Linked DNA regions of Homo sapiens: region 2 is linked to region 1. Evidence: read pairs that join two places in POLR2A ChIA-PET (ENCODE). Cell type or tissue: MCF 10A. All regions are shown on one strand. Each heading gives the region's core, and the rest is flanking DNA. Links, peaks and the distances in the headings are about the cores only.

Region 1 (8,612 bases), core at 220-8,219:
CCCTCATCCAGAGTCTCTGAGGGGGTGACTTTGTGGGAGGAATAAAATGGAATGTTTTTAAAGTGACTTAGCATGGCTTAACTATGATACCTCAAAATTGGCATCACCGTACCACTCATTTTTTGTTGCACTTGAACCAAAAGAGTTATACGAAGTTACAAATGTTAGGGGAGTTTGGGCCAAGCATTTCTGGAGAGGAGTTTCTGTGTGGGAGAACAGTCATAGTCTTAAATGGCTGAATCAATTTCAGGAGGAGAGAAGCAAGAAGGGCTTCTGGCCACTACTGTCTAGCCTAACGCTCAGGGAGGGAAGGGGGTGGCAGTGCAAAATTTGGAAATATTCCTTGTTCCTCCTTCCACAGGTCAGAAGGAAGTCATGCAGAACTCACCTGCAAGGGATCCAGAGAGCTCGACAGGCGGCTGAATTTAATTTCACAGAAGAATGAAGAAAACTCAGGAGAATAGAAAATTAACCTAAGATCAAAGGAGGTGAGGGAAATTGCCAAACTTGTATTTCTAGTAGGGACCATTTTTGGAATTTGTTGTTGTGTTTAACTTTGAGAAATATCTATGAAACCCAATGAAATACATTTAAAAAGTTAGCAGAACTTAAGGAGTTTCTTTTAAAAGTAAAAATTTACATTAGTAGCTGATTATACACACACACACACACACACACACACCACCTAAAACCACAATGTATGGTTTATTAATGTATTTATTTGATAAATATGTATTGAATGGTTATTGAATTGGATCATATAAAATTAACTTTTTTTTTTTTTTTTGAGACAGGGTCTCTCACTCTGCCACCCAGGCTGGAGTACAGTGGGATGATCACAGCTCACTGTAGCCTTGATTTCCTGGGCTCAAGTAATCCTCCTGTTTCAGCCTCCCAAGTAGCTATGACCACAGGCATGCACCACCATGCCTTGCTAATGTTTTCTGTTTTTTCTAGAGACAGGGTCTTGCTATGTTGCCCAAGCTGGTCTCGAATTCCTCAGCTTAAGTTATCCACCTGCCTCTGCCTCCAAAAGTGCTGGGATTACAGGCATGAGCCATTGCACACAGCCTAAAACTGACTTTTTTTAAGGTCAAGATGTTGGTCTATCGGCCATTTCACATGGTTGAACCTATCAGCCAAAATTGTTGTTCAAGGAATCAGCAGTGAAACCTTCTCTAATCTCAGGGGATTTACAATCTAGGGTGAAATAAATCCTTTAAATAAATAATCAAAAAGTTATATAAGACAATAAAATAATTATAAGTGTGGCAACTGTAGGCAAAAAGAGCATGCAAGGAGCCCTGAGACCATACAATGAAGAAACAACTTAGTCTTTGGGGTTGGAAAAGGTGCCCCTGGGGAAATGATGTGAGGGATGGGTGGGATGAATCTGCTGGGGAGGGGGGTGGGCTTTCCAGGCAGTGGAGATTTATGGGAAAGGCTCACGGGGGGAGGGAAGGACCAGAAGGAGTCTGGCTGGTTGGAGGGTGATGTAAGAGAAGAAGGTCAGAGAGGGAGAGGGTGACCAGGTGGGCTGAGGAAGTCCTTGTACACCACATCAACTTTAGGGATTTCAGAGATTGTTCTAAGGAAAATGGAAAGGCAGCAAAATTTTTTTTTTTTTTTTGAGGCAGAGTCTCTCTCTGTCGCCCAGGCTGGAGTGCAGTGGTGCCGTCTCGGCTCACTGCAAGCTCTGCCTCCCGGGTTCAGGCCGTTCTCCTGCCTCAACTCAGCCTCCCGAGTAGCTGGGACTACAGGCGCCCGCCACCACGCCCGGCTAATTTTTTGTATTTTTAGTAGAGACGGGGTTTCACCATGTTAGCCAGGATGGTCTCGATCTCCTGACCTCGTGATCTGCCTGCCTCAGCCTCCCAAAGTGCTGGGATTACATGCGTTAGCCACGAAAATGTTTTAAGAAGGGGAAGAACTGATCTTTACACAGTGTGTTGGTATAGAATTAGATCTGGTAGACTGCCATGTTGAAATTTCCAAGTGTTGCAGTAAGATCTGAAGAGAATGAAGTGTCCAGAGTTTGAGTTGGTGTCCAGCAACTCAAGTCTTGGAAGAGGAAAACAATGTGTACCTGTCCTTCTAGATAAGAGTATTCACTCCTGATGAGGCCAGTGCTTGTCCTGGGGACCACAGGCCAGCTATCTTAACACAGCTCTCACAACTGGGTCTCTTGAGACCCATTTCCAGGCTCTCTTGTTCCCCTGGGAATCCCTGACTATTCAGTTCCCAGAGGAAGAGACAGAAGTAGAGGTTTAAGAGGCAGGTGGGGTTAGGATGAGAACATAGTTTTCTTGTAACTCGAAGTAAGTGGCTTGGGGTATACCAGCTATTGAGAAATCCTCTTGAAATCAATTGAGCAAGTTTTGGAGTGAATATTACAGTAAGAATTCAGGGCAGATATAAAAGCAACTAGAAAAGCAGAAAAATGCCTACACTAGCTGTGTCATCTGCACTACATATGCTATGGGAACATATAGCTGTCTTGGCTGTGGACAGTAAACTGTAGTTGAGCAAGACCGTTTAATATCTGGGACAAACTTTACTGGTAAATAAAGGCCATGTGCTCCTGAGGTTTAATTGGGACACATCCTGCATTTGTTAGTGAAATAAGCTCCCAGAAAAATAGATAGACTTTTTTGGGGATATTTTTGACATTAAAACTTTACTCATTTGATAGTTATATTCATCATCCATGAACATTTTTGGAACATCCAGAACATCCAAGGTGTTAGGCTTCATCTTTTGTTGTTAACATTTTATATTCTTCTTGCTTCTGTTATGGTATATCAATTGAGAAGTTCTTGACTAAGAATTAAAATAACAAACTGAAAATATCTTAACACAAACCTGAGCTCACTTAAAGAAGTCTGGAAGTTGGTGGATCCAGTGTTAATTTTTAATTGATTTTTATATTAAAAAATGTTATAGAGTAAAATCCTAAGTTTGCATGAATTTAAAACCAAAACTGGAGATACGAAGAAAATTTGAGCTCCTGCAAAGCTCAAAGCTCAAAACTCAAAGCCCGCATCCAGAGATGGGCATCACCTCCACTTAACTCTTAATGGTCTTCTACTGTCAGGGTTCTCCCAGGGAGAAGATTCAAAGACACAGTGCTCAATAATCCTGTCAACACAGTGGTCTTCATGATTAGAAAGGACAACTGAAGTCTAGTTTTTCACACATATTAAAGGGATTTAGTTAGGGTTAACTTTTCAGAATTCTAGTGATCAGGGAAGAATAGCCTGATTAAACTGATTGACCTAATGATATGTTTTTAGGTAAATAAGAAAGCCCCAATTCGAGCTCATAGGGACAATTTTAGTTCCCCAAAAACCAAAGCTTAGCATACTAACCAAGACCTACTCAGTCTTAGATCTCTGTTTTAGTAACTCCTTTGAAATATAGGCAGTAGATCTCATGTATTCTGGGAATAACCTAATACAATGTAAATTAAATAAAATTAAAAACATTTTATTTAACCCAATGTATCAAAATATCATTAAATATGTAATCGATATTAACAATTGAGATAGCTTACACTTACAGGGTGTCCCAATTCGTACTAGCAACCTGTCAAATGCTTAGCTGCCACATGTGACTAGTGGCTACCCTACTGGACAGTGCAGCTGTAGAAGGTTAAAAATTGAAGAGAAAGATTAGAAACCAGATTATAGGAAGAGAACAAGAGATGTGCCAGTGACTCTAGGAATCTAAGCTTATTATTAAATATTTATTTAAGAAGTGTTATTATTACGATGGATAATAATAGACTTAAAATATTGCCATTACCCCTGAAAGCTTTATTCACATTCCAAAACCGAGAGATGTTTAGTTATAGCAACCCTTAGAATGCAATTTCCTGTAGTTCGGGGATTGTTTCTCCTCTGTGTTTGATCATTGGTTTTTGTTTTTATTTTTTGTGGTGGTAGGGGTTATTCTAAACTTCGAAGTCATAGTTATACATAAAATAAATTTCCTCCTTAAAAGGAGCAGGACCATTCGAATGAGATATTCCAGCCTCCTAAAAAGAAAAGAATACTAATGACTCATTTAAAACATCATCTGGCTAATAGCAGCTTAATATTAAGGTTAAGGTTATGAACTTTAGGGTCACATAAACTTAGGTTTCATTTCCAATTCTGCTACCTCCTATCTGTGTGTACCTGAGAAACTTTTTAAACCTCTTTGTGCTTCAGTTTTCTCAACTGTAAATGGATATGCTAACAATTATTTTATTGAGTCTTAAGAGAATGGAACAAGATAATGCTTATAAACCATTCTCCAGTGAGTAGTAAATACTCATTAAGTTAAGAGAACATGCCTCATGTCTGTTTCAAAATGGCTATGATTCTGTGTCAAAGGCAGAAGCAATCAGAACCATTTTGAATTACATGTATATTTCAAAACAAGGGAATTAAACTTTGATACATTATGTAAAAATTTAAATAGCTGATATGGTTTGTCTGTGTCCGCACAGCCAAATCTCATCTTGAATTCCCATGTGTTGTGGGAGGCACCTGGTGGGAGGTAATTGAATCATGGGGGCGGGTCTTTCCCATGCTGTTCTCATGATAGCGCATAAGTCTCATGAGATCTGATGGTTTTGAAAAGGGGGAGTTTCCCTGCCCAAACTCTCTTTTTGCCTGCTGCCATCCGTGTAAGATGTGACTTGGTCCTCCTTGCCTTCCGCCATGATTGTGAGGTCTCCCCAGCCACGTGGAACTGTAAGTCCATTAAACCTCTTTTTCTTCCCGGTTTCAGGTATGTCTTTATCAGCAGCATGAAAACATACTAATACAATAGCATATCTTCAAAATTCCTACGGCAGACTCTCTTTTCCTTAATAATGACCTTTTAAATAGGAATCTTGAAAGAAGCTCCCAAAGCAGTTTACTTCCCACTCACTAGGCAGGCAATGGGCACACAAGCCTGCTTTCTTGATGATACTGCAGATCTGCACTGAGGTCCACTCTCTAGACTCTTTCCTATTAATGTTCTGGTGCCTGTGGTTTGCACTAACCTGCTTTCGAAGCCAAGTCTTTGAGAGTAAAGTAAATATTGTATTGTTATATGTTGGAGGAATTTTGCAACCATTTTGCATTGTGAAATTTTGTATCAAAGGGTACAATTGAAAACTTTGTCTGAAATGTATGTTGCAATATTTGCAAATGCAGACTAGGTGATTGAAGAAAGAAATGAGGATCTTTGCTAAGTCTGAAGGCATGGTTTCCTACTCCTTCATCTTCTATGAGTTTAAATAGTACTTCTATCATTACGATAGAACTTCTAAAATGAGACACTTTATGCTTACTTGTGATCTTTAAGTGGTCAGAGTGCTCTCATTGAAAGTATGTGAGAAATGCTGATAAACTTTTTCATTAAATATAAATAGCTACAAAAATTTGTGTAGATGTTTTTAATTTGTGAGCAGATAACCTCGTTGACTTAGGAAAGACTAATTCATGGTTTTAATTAAAATCATAAACTTAATATCTCACTAATAATTAACAAAATTGTGTAAGGGGTAAGTAATGTTATTATATTTAAAATAGCAGCCTGCACACCTAGCCCTCAATCCCTACAAGCCTGTCCTTTTTTCTCTTTAATACTTTTCACCAAATAATAACTTACATGTTTTACTTGCTTATGTCTGCCCTGTCCTCCCCCAGCCCTACCCAGATGAGGACAGGGATTTTTATCTGTTTAGTTCACTGTTGTCTTCACAGTGCCTTGCAGTCTTTGGCAAATAGCAGGCAATAAATAACTGTTGAATCTTTATGTGACAAATCATTATGACTAATTTACCCTCTAACTTGAACAACATGAACTTCTAAAATTACAAAATTTTAAAACATGTGAGGTAATTTATTAGGAATTTCCCAAGTGGCGGGTACCAACATTTTGAGGTTGAATCAGTTATTACCTCCATTTACAGATGAGAAAATTGAGGCAGACAGAACTTAAGTAACTCCTGTGGTCACTTAGCTTATAAGTGGTGACATCAGGGTTGGACATGACTAATATGGGAGTCCATGGCGTAATTACTGTGTAATTTCTAGGAGATGGTGTCAGATTAAATAAGTAGGAGGCCATTGCCCTGAGAATATCTCCATTCTTTAAGTTTTTATGTAATACACTGCAATATAACTTAGTACTTAAATAAATAAACACTTAATTTAGGAGCACACTTTTGTAACAAACAGTTGAGCTTCACCCAATCATAGGCTGCAACTGATCAGACCATGCTCCAATAAGTCAAAAGACTCATCACACCATGCCCAAATGAGGCAACTGTCTAGCTGTAGTCAATCAGATGATTTATATACTTTCTTCAGTGTTCAGCCTATAAAAGCTTATTGTTCATGCTGCTGGGTGGAACTCTCTGAACCTCTCCTGGTTCTGAATGCTGCCTGATTCATGAATCATTCTTTGCTCAAATAAACTCTGTTAAATTTAATTTGCCTTAAGTTTTTTTTTTTTTTTTTTACATTTTTTTAACAATAGAAAAGGTGAGGGCTTTAGTGTTACAGGCCTAATGTACGGGATAAGAGAAATAAAGTGCATCAAAGTATCTAACAACATGCTCTACCACCTGATAAACTCTCCATACATGTTAAAGTTCAAGAACCATTTCTTGATTTGTCAAGAACCTCACTTTAACAGTGCAATAATTTTTGAAGCAAAGAAACCTGAAAGATTCTCATTCTTCTTGTTCCTAGATGAAACTTTTTTTTTTTGAGACGGAGTCTTGCTCTGTCACCCAGGCTGGAGTGCAGTGGCGTGATCTCAGCTCACTCCAAGTTCTGCCTCCCAGGTTCACGCCATTCTCCTGCCTCAGCCTCCCGAGTAGCTGGGACTACAGGCGCCCGCCACCACGCCCGGCTAATTTTTTGTATTTTTACTAGAGACGGGGTTTCACCGTGTTAGCCAGGATGGTCTTGATCTCCTGACCTCGTGATCCACCCACCTCCGTCTCCCAAAGTGCTGGGATTACAGGCGTGAGCCACCACGCCCGGCCTCCTAGATGAACTTTAAGGTAACTTGGAAGGATAGTTTTTTAGTCTGAAGTTGGTATTCAGAATTGATTTTGTGCTCAGACTAATTAGTCATAAATGGTAAACAACCCTAAATGATGTATTTAGTAGGGTTTCCTTCTTTTCTCCTAAGACTTGGTTTTCATGGGTAACAGTTTCTGTCCCCACCCCCTTGACCCAGTCCCATCTCTCACTGAGGTTCTCTGCCTCCATGAGCCTCATCAATAATCTCCTTGCTATCTCTGTCCATCAGATGTTCCTTGCCAGTTGCTTTTCATTTTTCTGTCCATATAGTCATGCCTAGAGTGAGAGTTTGAAACAGCAGTGATTCTGGCCCGAGAGGGGGATGGTAGTAGAGGTGGGTAGTCTGCACAGTGACTGGTGCTGCAATGGTATCCTGTAGGATTCATGGGCCTCAGTATACTGGGAGTGGAGAAACTGCATAGAGAACATGGTTGGGGGTATTCACGAGGAAGAAAACCAGTGAAAACCCTATTTCAACTTTGGCTCCTGTATCTCTGGAGCCTGGGAGATAAAGAAAAGGCTGAGAAGCCTGGCTTTGCTTTGGAAAATCTCTTACCTTTACCACTAAAGCAGTTTTCACTTCAGGGCTACCTTTAGGTAAAATGTTTAGAGGGTCATCCAGTATCTGGGCTCAATTTCTAGAAATAGCTTCCATTAAGACACACAATGTCTTTTAGTCTACTGTTACATTTAAAAGGCTCAAAAATGCAAATACTTGGGATAATTAAATAAAAGGCAATGCTTTTGTTAAGACGAAGAGTTAAGGAGGCAATGGATCTCTAGAAGGAGCAATGGTAGGTTGCACTGAATCTATGGATAGCAGGGTCGAGATAAACCATAGGGATATCAGTGCATGAGGCACAAGTAATATTCTTGGAGACTAGCGGTTCTGATGCAGAAAATTCAGCTAGTAGCCAATGAATGAGAACCAGTCATCAGTATGCAGATTATTTGTGAAGATACAAATTTGGATGGGTCTAACAGAAGTTTATGGAACCCTGACTCTGGCCAGAGACTCAGCAGTTGGAAATGAGTCACAAGGCTAAAATGAGAAATTGAGCAAAATTGATCCAATACAATCTTCATCTATGGAGTGAAGGTGCCTTAAATTCTGACCCATGGCGGCAATGAGAGCCCAAACCTGGGGGCACAGATGAGCTACCTGTTGGAGGTGTCACTTGAGAGAAGCTGGGGTCTATGCATGCTGGGAATCAGGGAAACAGACAAAAGATTTCATGAAATTTGTATAAGCAAATCTGTAAATATGATACAGGAAGTAATAAAACTACTGCTCTTATTGTAGCATTTGTCTTGCAGAAAATATATAAACTAGGGAAATGTGTGAAGACACAGAAGTTTTCATTTTTTAAACCACTCAGAGAAAAATATTTTGGTATATTTCTATCAATTTTTTCTATTTTATTTTACATAGATGAGATCATTATCATAAAAATATATGGTTTTATATACAGTTATTCATCACTTAATGATGAAGTACATTCTAAGAAATGCATTGTTAGGCAATTTTGTGTGAACATC
Region 2 (8,612 bases), core at 208-8,207, 54 kb after region 1:
GCCTTGTAAAGATGAATTCTCTTCCATTGGGAATAAATAATCTTTGAGAAACTTGCTTGCTAATGAAACATTGTAGTACCAGATGAGCCTATCTATGCATCTTACTTTAGGTGAATTTAATTAAATTCAGGCAAAGTTTTCATTCTGTAGAGCCAGGAGGGAATGTTTTTTCAAACATAAATCAACTCTTATAAAGTAGTTATTTCTCTCTCCTTCACAGCCAAATATGGGAATATGGGAAAGACCTCCTGTCTGGGAGTCAGGGGTTGGGTTCTAGTCCTGGATTTGCCACTTCTTTATCATGGGATTGAGTCTCACTTTCCGCCTCAACACTACCTGTGATAAAGCCCCTTCATTCCACCTGTTCCTTTTGCTGAGCCATTCAACTGTAGTTCATTCCTCTGGTTTGGTTCTCACATCTATCAAGAGGTTCTTTAATAAGAAAGCTGCTAGCTTCCACCTTAGGAGACAGGAGCTGATTGATAACTCTGCCTCCTACCCCCAAATGAAATGGACACATTGTACCGCAGTCTTGCTGTTAAATTGGAGTAGTACCTGAAGCAAGTAATATCATGTCTATGACCATTGATTTATCAATCCATATAGGGAAGGTAATAATACTTACCCAGTTGGGTTATTTTGAAGACAAAATGAGGTATTTATTGTGCATGTATTTTGTGAACTCCAGATATATATGAATATGAAGGATAAACACATAGAAAGTTATTTTGGAGTTATTATTTCTCAGATATGACCAGATAATAACAGATTAGTAACCAGTAGGCAAAGCCCATGTTTGTAAGATTAAACTTTTTTCTTTCCTGTAGGAATAAAGTTGCTTTCATTTTGAATGAAAAAAAAAATACAGCTCATAACATGTTTTTCACAAACAAAACTTTCTTTTAAAAAAGATTGTTCATTATAGATTTTAAAATCAAGCTTTCTATTCCTATTCATTCACAATTTACTAAAGATTTATTTTAACTTCTAGGTTTGAATGAATTACTGAATTATGGAATATTTAATGCTTTGTGATGTAGGACAAGGATTCTCTGGATCTTACTGTTTTCATGTGTAAAGGTCTACGGTCCTATGAAATGTAACTTTGTTGTTGACACTTACACAAAATGACTCATTCTGAGGATAATGAACTTTACCCACTAATCGATCATTCAAATGCGATCACTGAGGTCTTCAGTGGCTCTTTTTTTCCATTAGGATAAAATGGATTTGTGCTTAGATTTTGCAATGTGACTAGAAATGATAATGATAATTAGTATTTATACTGAATGTGTGTTTCTAAGTGTATTATGTCCAATAATTCATTTAATTTGTATTCAACCCTATGAAATAAGTACTTTTATTATTCTAGTTTTATAGATAAGGAAAGGGAAACACGGGTTGATTCCGTAATTGTCTAAGATTATACAGCTGTTTTGCGATGGAACCAGTGGAACCAGACAGGCCCTGGAACAAGAAATCTTGCTCCAGGACTTCTAGCTCCAGGGCCTGTCTTCTAACCATCTCTCTATACCATGATAGGAGAGTTTCTATAAAAATCAGCATGTAACTTTCAGCAATAGTTTGTGTTTAGTAGTCCTAAAGGACATCAGATGTGTGAAACAGTGTATTGTCCTGGTATTAGAAATATTTTCCTCTATGCTGTTCTTTTTGCACTGCAAATTGTCTCCTCATTGAGTTCAGACTTACTGTAAAACCTCTGCTTTTCTTCCTACCACCACTTCCCCATCTTCTTCCACCCCAGCTTCTCCTCCTCACTCTGTCCTCCTCTTCCCATGCACCAGATCTCTTCACCTTTTCTATTTTTCTTTCTCTTCCTCCCTGCTTCAATATAATAATTGTAATATTTACCACAGATAGTTTTCCTTTTATCTACTCTGAAATTCCTCCAAATTCCATTAACAATTTTGAATTTAGGAAACAAAAGCAGAAAATTAAGAGCCAAGCTGTTTTTGCTTTTTGCCTGCTACAATCCGTCCTCAGGGAAAAGAACATAGCTACATATCTCAAAATGGAGCTTATATCTCAGGATATTATTCTAGCATAGGAGTTTTGAGAAAATTGATCAAGATTTGGAATAGTCATCAAGGGGAATTAGAGCAGAACTAAATAAGGACAAGGAAAATGATTTGACAGTTTTGATGAGAGGTTGGAATGCTGCCAGTCCTTGGGGTTGGGATAAGAATTTATCAAAGTATACTTCTGTTAGCACCTTTCTCCATAATCACGAATTGTAAATTAGCTACATCCACATTAATGGTTTTATATTTTAGTTAAAAGTTTATTTACATATTTCATTGTCAATGAAATATTTTGGCAGTATGTTTTCTTTTTCATTATTAAAATAACCTGCCTCGTTACTGTGAGGTTTGACTTTAAATTAGATGTGCTTCTCTAATTCTTCCGTTGGCTTCTTTCTCCTGATTGCTGGATTTTCCTGCTTCAGTCATGTGTGGGGTATTTCTTTGTGGTTTATAAAATGGTAGCTCTATTGCCTGCATCAATTGTAGATTAAAAAAAATTAGTCCACTGCAAATGCAAAGTAGCCATGCTAGTTATAGCAAAATGATAACTGTACAATTAAAAATGGTTTAAATGTTTTACTTTCTTCCATTTATCACTCAGAATGCATGAGAAAATTTACTGATAAAATTAGACTTAAGGATGTGTGTTTTTTGGAGGAAAATGTTTGATAGTAAATACCATATTTAGCCATGTGATTTCTATATAGTATGTTTTCCTTTAAAATTTTGAAAGACCCTTCCTGGCCAGGGCTGGTGGCTAATGCCTGTAATCCCAGCACTTTGGGAAGCCAAGGTGTGCAGATCACTTGAGCCCAGGAGTTCAGGACTAGCTTGGGCAACACGGTGATACCCTGTCTCCACAAAAAATACAAAAATTAGCCGAGCACGGTGGCAAGCCTGTGGTCCCAGCTACATGGGATACTGAGGTGTGGGAGGATCACCTGAACCCAGGAGGTTGAGGCTGCAGTGAGCTGTGATTGTGTCACTGAACTCCAGCCTGGGTGACAGAGTAAGACCTTGTCTCAAAAAAATAAAAGACCCTTCCTGTTTTTGAATTTTTTGATTCCTTAAAAAGTCACTTATAATAATTAAGAGACTAAGCATTACAAGTGAGGCTGAAATTTTCTAATGTTCCAACTTGTAACTTAAACGAATAGAGTATATCTTAGGAAATTACCTTTTTCTACCTTGGAAAATCCTGTACTTAGCAACATCAGAGATACATAGTTCTGATTGTGCAACAGAATGAAGCAATTAGCTGAGGAGGTTACTCATCAACCTTTGGACTGAATCTCATGAGGTTTCTTTTGTTCCTGTGTCAGGTATGTCTTTTACCTCCTGAGAGATGGCATTTATAGAGCAGACCTTCCTGTACCATCTGGCCGGTGTGCAGAAGCTGTGCGTATTGTGGAGAGTTGCACGTTAAAGGACTTTGCAATCAAGCCACAAGCCAAGCGAATCATTTACTTCAATGACACTGCCCAAGTCTTCATGTCAACATTTCTGGATGGCTCTGCTTCCCATCTCATCCTACCTCGCATCCCCTTTGCTGATGTGAAAAGTTTTGCTTGTGAAAACAATGACTTTCTTGTCACAGATGGCAAGGTCATTTTCCAACAGGATGCTTTGTCTTTTAATGAATTCATCGTGGGATGTGACCTGAGTCACATAGAAGAATTTGGGTTTGGTAACTTGGTCATCTTTGGCTCATCCTCCCAGCTGCACCCTCTGCCAGGCCGCCCGCAGGAGCTTTCGGTGCTGTTTGGCTCTCACCAGGCTCTTGTTCAATGGAAGCCTCCTGCCCTTGCCATAGGAGCCAGTGAGTGCTCTGTCCCCAGTGTGGTTACTGGCCTTGCTGGAATAAGAGGAAGGTTTGAACTGCTTGGCGTTGTGATTCAATTTTGAGAGCCCCATTTGGCTATTCAGTCATCAACCAGAAGCAGCTACTTAGCTAAAAAAAAAGTTTATACATTTGTTCTGCATTTATTAGTTTTACATTAGGAGAATCTCTATACTTCTCATGTATATCCCAATAGAATAATTTGAACATTTATTGAGTGTCTGCTAAGATCCAGGCATTGACATTCTAGTCAGAACAAATAGCCAGGGAGATAGAATACTTGGGTTGAGATTTTTTGTGCTGTTGAAAGCTTGCATGAATTTCAGCAATTCCCTAAAACTCTGAACTCGAATCTCCATCTCTGGAGAGAGGTAGTATGTGGGTGGGTAAGCAGGTGGGCTCTGGAGTCAGCCTGCACGGATTCAAATACTTGCCATTTGTTAATAGAATGACCCTGGGCAAGTTACTAAACCACTCTGTGTCTCAGTTTCCACACCTGGAAATGGGGAATATTTATTATATCTTTTAATGGAACTGTTGTACAGATAAAATTAAAACACATTAGTAGAGCACTTAGAACAGTATCTAGCACAGAGGTCAGCAAACTTTTTCTGTAAAGGAAAGACCAGATAGTAAATATTTTTATTTACTTTGTGGGTCAGATGGTCCCTGTCAGCTACTCAATTATGTCGTTGTAGTGTGAAGACAGTCATAGATAATATGTAAATGAATAACTGTGGCTGTGTTCCATTACAACTTTATTTACAGAAACAGTGGGCCAGGTTTGGCCTGTGAGTGGAGTTTGCCAATCCCTGATCCCCTAGACGATAGTAAGTATTTAGAAAACATTGGCTGTTTTTGCTTTAGAACAAAGTTAATTATGTCTGTTTGCTGCATATCTCAAAGATGGCTGAAAATGAATAGGTAATTTTTTTTTATTGATTGGGCTTCTTGGAGGAAGGTACTATACAAACAGTGGTAATTACATTAAAGGTTCATCATTAAGCATTTTTTATTAAGAGCCTGATTATATCTATTAGTGTTGTAGAGAACCCCTCTGACAATTATATGCAGCAAGCATATAGCTTTGACTGAAGGACAGTCCTATTTGTTGGGAATGCTGTCTCCTTCAATGCAGCCAAATGAGCGGCATGAGGAATGAACACTGTCCTAGCCTCATCAACAAATGATCCCTGGTGATTATCGGGGTAGCGGATATTACTGCCCAATTGCTCTCCCATTTGAGATGAGGCTGTAGGTGAATTTATGGAGAATCCTTGGTTTGCCCTTGCAGATGTCATCCTGATCAGTGATATTATTGAACTCTTTGAATTAGGCCCTTCTGCCTGGCAGAACTGGACCTATGAGGTGAAAGTATCCACCCAAGACCCTCCTGAAGTCACTCATATTTTCTTGAACATAAGTGGAACCATGCTGAATGTACCTGAGCTGCAGAGTGCTATGAAATACAAGGTTTCTGTGAGAGCAAGTTCTCCAAAGAGGCCAGGCCCCTGGTCAGAGCCCTCAGTGGGTACTACCCTGGTGCCAGGTGAGAAAATGTTCTGGATTTAGGGAGTGACTCTCACAAAAAGAGGACTAGCTGAGTGCCCTTTAAATTTCCTTGCCTTGGGTTTAAAGAAATGAGAATGAGGGTGTATTGACCTCTTGAGTATGTGTTTGAGTAAACACATATTGAGTACATATTTATTTTCTGAGATTAGGAAAGCAAATAAAGCACTGTGTGATATTTAATTAGTGTTTCTAACCTGCCATTTTAAACTTTCCAAGATATTTTTTAAGGAAACACTATAATTGATTCTTTACGGGTTTCTTCTTTCTTATGGTATATTAAGCAGTGGCATTTCTGAACTCTGAGGGTCTTGCTGAGAGAAGTTGAGAGGCTGTGAATTATGCTGAATTCCATCCTCTTGGCTGAAAAGAAATGGAAGGATGACTATACCATTCATATTACTATTGTTAACACAGTCTCTTCTGGATGCTCTGAATGAGACCATGACAAACAGTAGTCAAAGCCCCCTCAAAAAAAATTCTGCAATGATCAAGACACCGTTATAGAGGCAATCTCACCATGCGTTTTTCTTCACATTTCAAAAATTTATGTGAAAATCAGAAAGTATGTTTAATGGGATCATTCTTGTTACACAGATAACAATTACTCATATCCTTTTATAGAACTTTTCAAAGTGTTGACATTCTTTTACTTTATATAGAAAATCATAAGATATAAGGCATAGATATAAGTATATAAGATACCTTTAAAGAGTTTGCTTTCCCTGATGTTTCTTTTAATTTCTTTTTTACTAAACAGCTAGTGAACCACCATTTATCATGGCTGTGAAAGAAGATGGGCTTTGGAGTAAACCATTAAATAGCTTTGGCCCAGGAGAGTTCTTATCCTCTGATATAGGAAATGTGTCAGGTAAACCCCAAGTCCTCTGTTCACTTGAATGACAGATTTCTACTCATAAGACTTCCCACATCATTCAATGAATCAAAAGAATAGGGTATTTTTGTATTTGGTCAATAGTGAAAGGAAAAAATATTGACTGAACTCTACTGCCAGTGATTCTGTTAAGAAAATGTCAGTTCTTAGATAGGAACGCTATTTATTAAGTCACAAAATGTGAGGTTGTTTCTAGTTTTATGCCCACCAGGAAGGCTTTGATATAATGCTGATGTATTAATCTACCAATGCCATCTCACATTAACAGCCTATCTTGTTCCACTAAGACAGTTATACTTAAATAATTTACTGTGCATTTGCTATAAGACAGGAGCAGAAACTGCTGCATAGAGTTCTAAATAAGGTATAAGGAATAATTGGTTGACAAAGAGGATTATTAAGTAATGAATGGGTAATTTGCCTGGAAGGCGTTAGAAGGAAGAAAAGTCTTCATTCTAGGGTGTTATAACAGTGATCTTGCCTGAAGATGACATCTTCCATAGTTATCTAATTGTTTATTGATTTATTTGGCCATTAAAAGTACAACAGCATTTCTGACCAACATAGGAGCCAAATGTAGGTAATGTGGCACCAATGGAGAGAATGCCACTTTGGCATTGGCTGAGTCTGGGCTTCCTCTTGATGTATCTGTGAGCCCTCAGGCAGAACACATGATCTCACCTTGTCTCAGGTTTACCATCTCAAAAATGAGAATAATTCCTACTTCATAATTTTGTTTTAGGAACTAAATGAGATCTGTAAACTGCCTGGGACAATGTTTGGCAAAGAGGAGATGCTCGATGTGTATCCACTGTTCTCCCTGGTTTCAGGGGTTAAGAGTTTGGGAAACATTATTTAAATATTCTTGACAGATCAAGTTCTAGTGAATATGTGTCAGTGTGTTGTTTAAAATTATGTTGAGGTGCAGATGTGATTTGTTGACTCATTATGTTTTTGTTGGTATGTATGAAAAATAACTGCTAATCATTCACTTTATTTTGAGACATGGATTGGTATAACAACAGCCTCTACTACAGTGACACGAAAGGCGACGTTTTTGTGTGGCTGCTGAATGGGACGGATATCTCAGAGAATTATCACCTACCCAGCATTGCAGGAGCAGGGGCTTTAGCTTTTGAGTGGCTGGGTCACTTTCTCTACTGGGCTGGAAAGACATATGTGGTGAGTTAAAGCATGGCATTCTGGATGCTCTAGAATGATACTTATCCACTTCAGTGACTTGCACACCAATTTCTTTTTTTTTTTTAAATACCTGTGCACCACTTATGCTATTATTTATTTAATGTTTATCTTTAAACCAAGTCACTTAAACATTTTTTTTTTCTTTTTTTGAGACACAATTTCACCCTGCTGCCCAGGCTGGAGTGCAGTGGCGCCATCTTGGCCTCTGCCTCCCGAGTAGCTGGAATTACAGGCATATGCCACCATGCCTGGCTACTTCTTGCATTTTCAGTGGAGATGGGGTTTCACCACGTTGGCCAGGCTGGTCTCGAACTCCTGACCTCAAGAGATCTGCCTGCCTCGGCCTCCCAAAGTGCTGGGATTACAGGCGTGAGCCACCGCTCCCGGCCTCATCTCACTTTTAAAATATGTTTTTTTGTAAATTAAATTTGTTATCACTATTTGTTGAATTAGGTATTTTTTCCCCAATAATAATTTAAATAAATACATGAAAATGCTCACCTGAGCGTTGGTTCTTGGCAGGAACATGGCATGCTCCAAAAGCATGATTCAAGGCAACTAAGTGAAGAGACTATTTTCAAAGGTGTGCACAGGGCTAGGGAAAATGAACAAATGATGGTGAGGCATCCTCACGGTTTACAAGTGTGCGAAGACATAAGTCTAGGTGTGAATAGGCAAGGGGAAGAAGTGGAAGAACCTGGTGAGGGCTGTAGCTGTAGGAGAGTAGCTGATATGGACTGTGACTTTAGGCACAGAAGCTGGCCACTATCAAGATGTATGGTCTGGCAAGGAGCCAGCTAAAGGAATAAGAACCCCAACCCCTCCTTCCTCCTGCCCTCTAATCTGCCAGTGCTTCCATTGGCTGAACCTCCCCAGAAGCCAGACAACAACCCTTCAGCCTAGCAGATAAAGTCCATAGATGTTGGCCTATGGGGGCACAGAGTAGGGTGGAGAAGGGTGGGAATTAGACCTAGAGGCAAAATAAAGACATCCAGCACACCTGTGGAGTGATATATTTTGAAGAGAAAGATGATGGCTAATGACAAGAACATTGGCCTGA

What was found. ChIA-PET counts read pairs that join two places held together with the same protein. Peaks named below come from ENCODE experiments on the same cell type or tissue, not always from the same donor. Only the 100,000 strongest peaks of a DNase experiment are listed, where the experiment ranks them.
Region 2: POLR2A ChIA-PET joins it to region 1 with 27 read pairs; 5 of 35 experiments call an interaction of 5 or more read pairs at or near these places.

The regions. Positions count from the first base shown.
Region 1 is chr6:117,438,561-117,447,172 of GRCh38, reverse strand. No RefSeq gene overlaps it. Among named protein-coding and RNA genes, the nearest start is that of ROS1, 17 kb to the right of the region's middle. In MCF 10A, for the core only: no CTCF peak of the experiment used is centred there; DNase peaks (open chromatin) are centred at 2,342, 4,642, 5,102 and 6,142.
Region 2 is chr6:117,384,602-117,393,213 of GRCh38, reverse strand. ROS1 (ROS proto-oncogene 1, receptor tyrosine kinase) reads left to right here. Exons shown (of 44, transcript NM_001378902.1): 13 at 3,368-3,864; 14 at 5,222-5,434; 15 at 6,215-6,325; 16 at 7,353-7,531. Among named protein-coding and RNA genes, the nearest start is that of ROS1, 37 kb to the left of the region's middle. In MCF 10A, for the core only: no CTCF peak of the experiment used is centred there; a DNase peak (open chromatin) is centred at 3,323.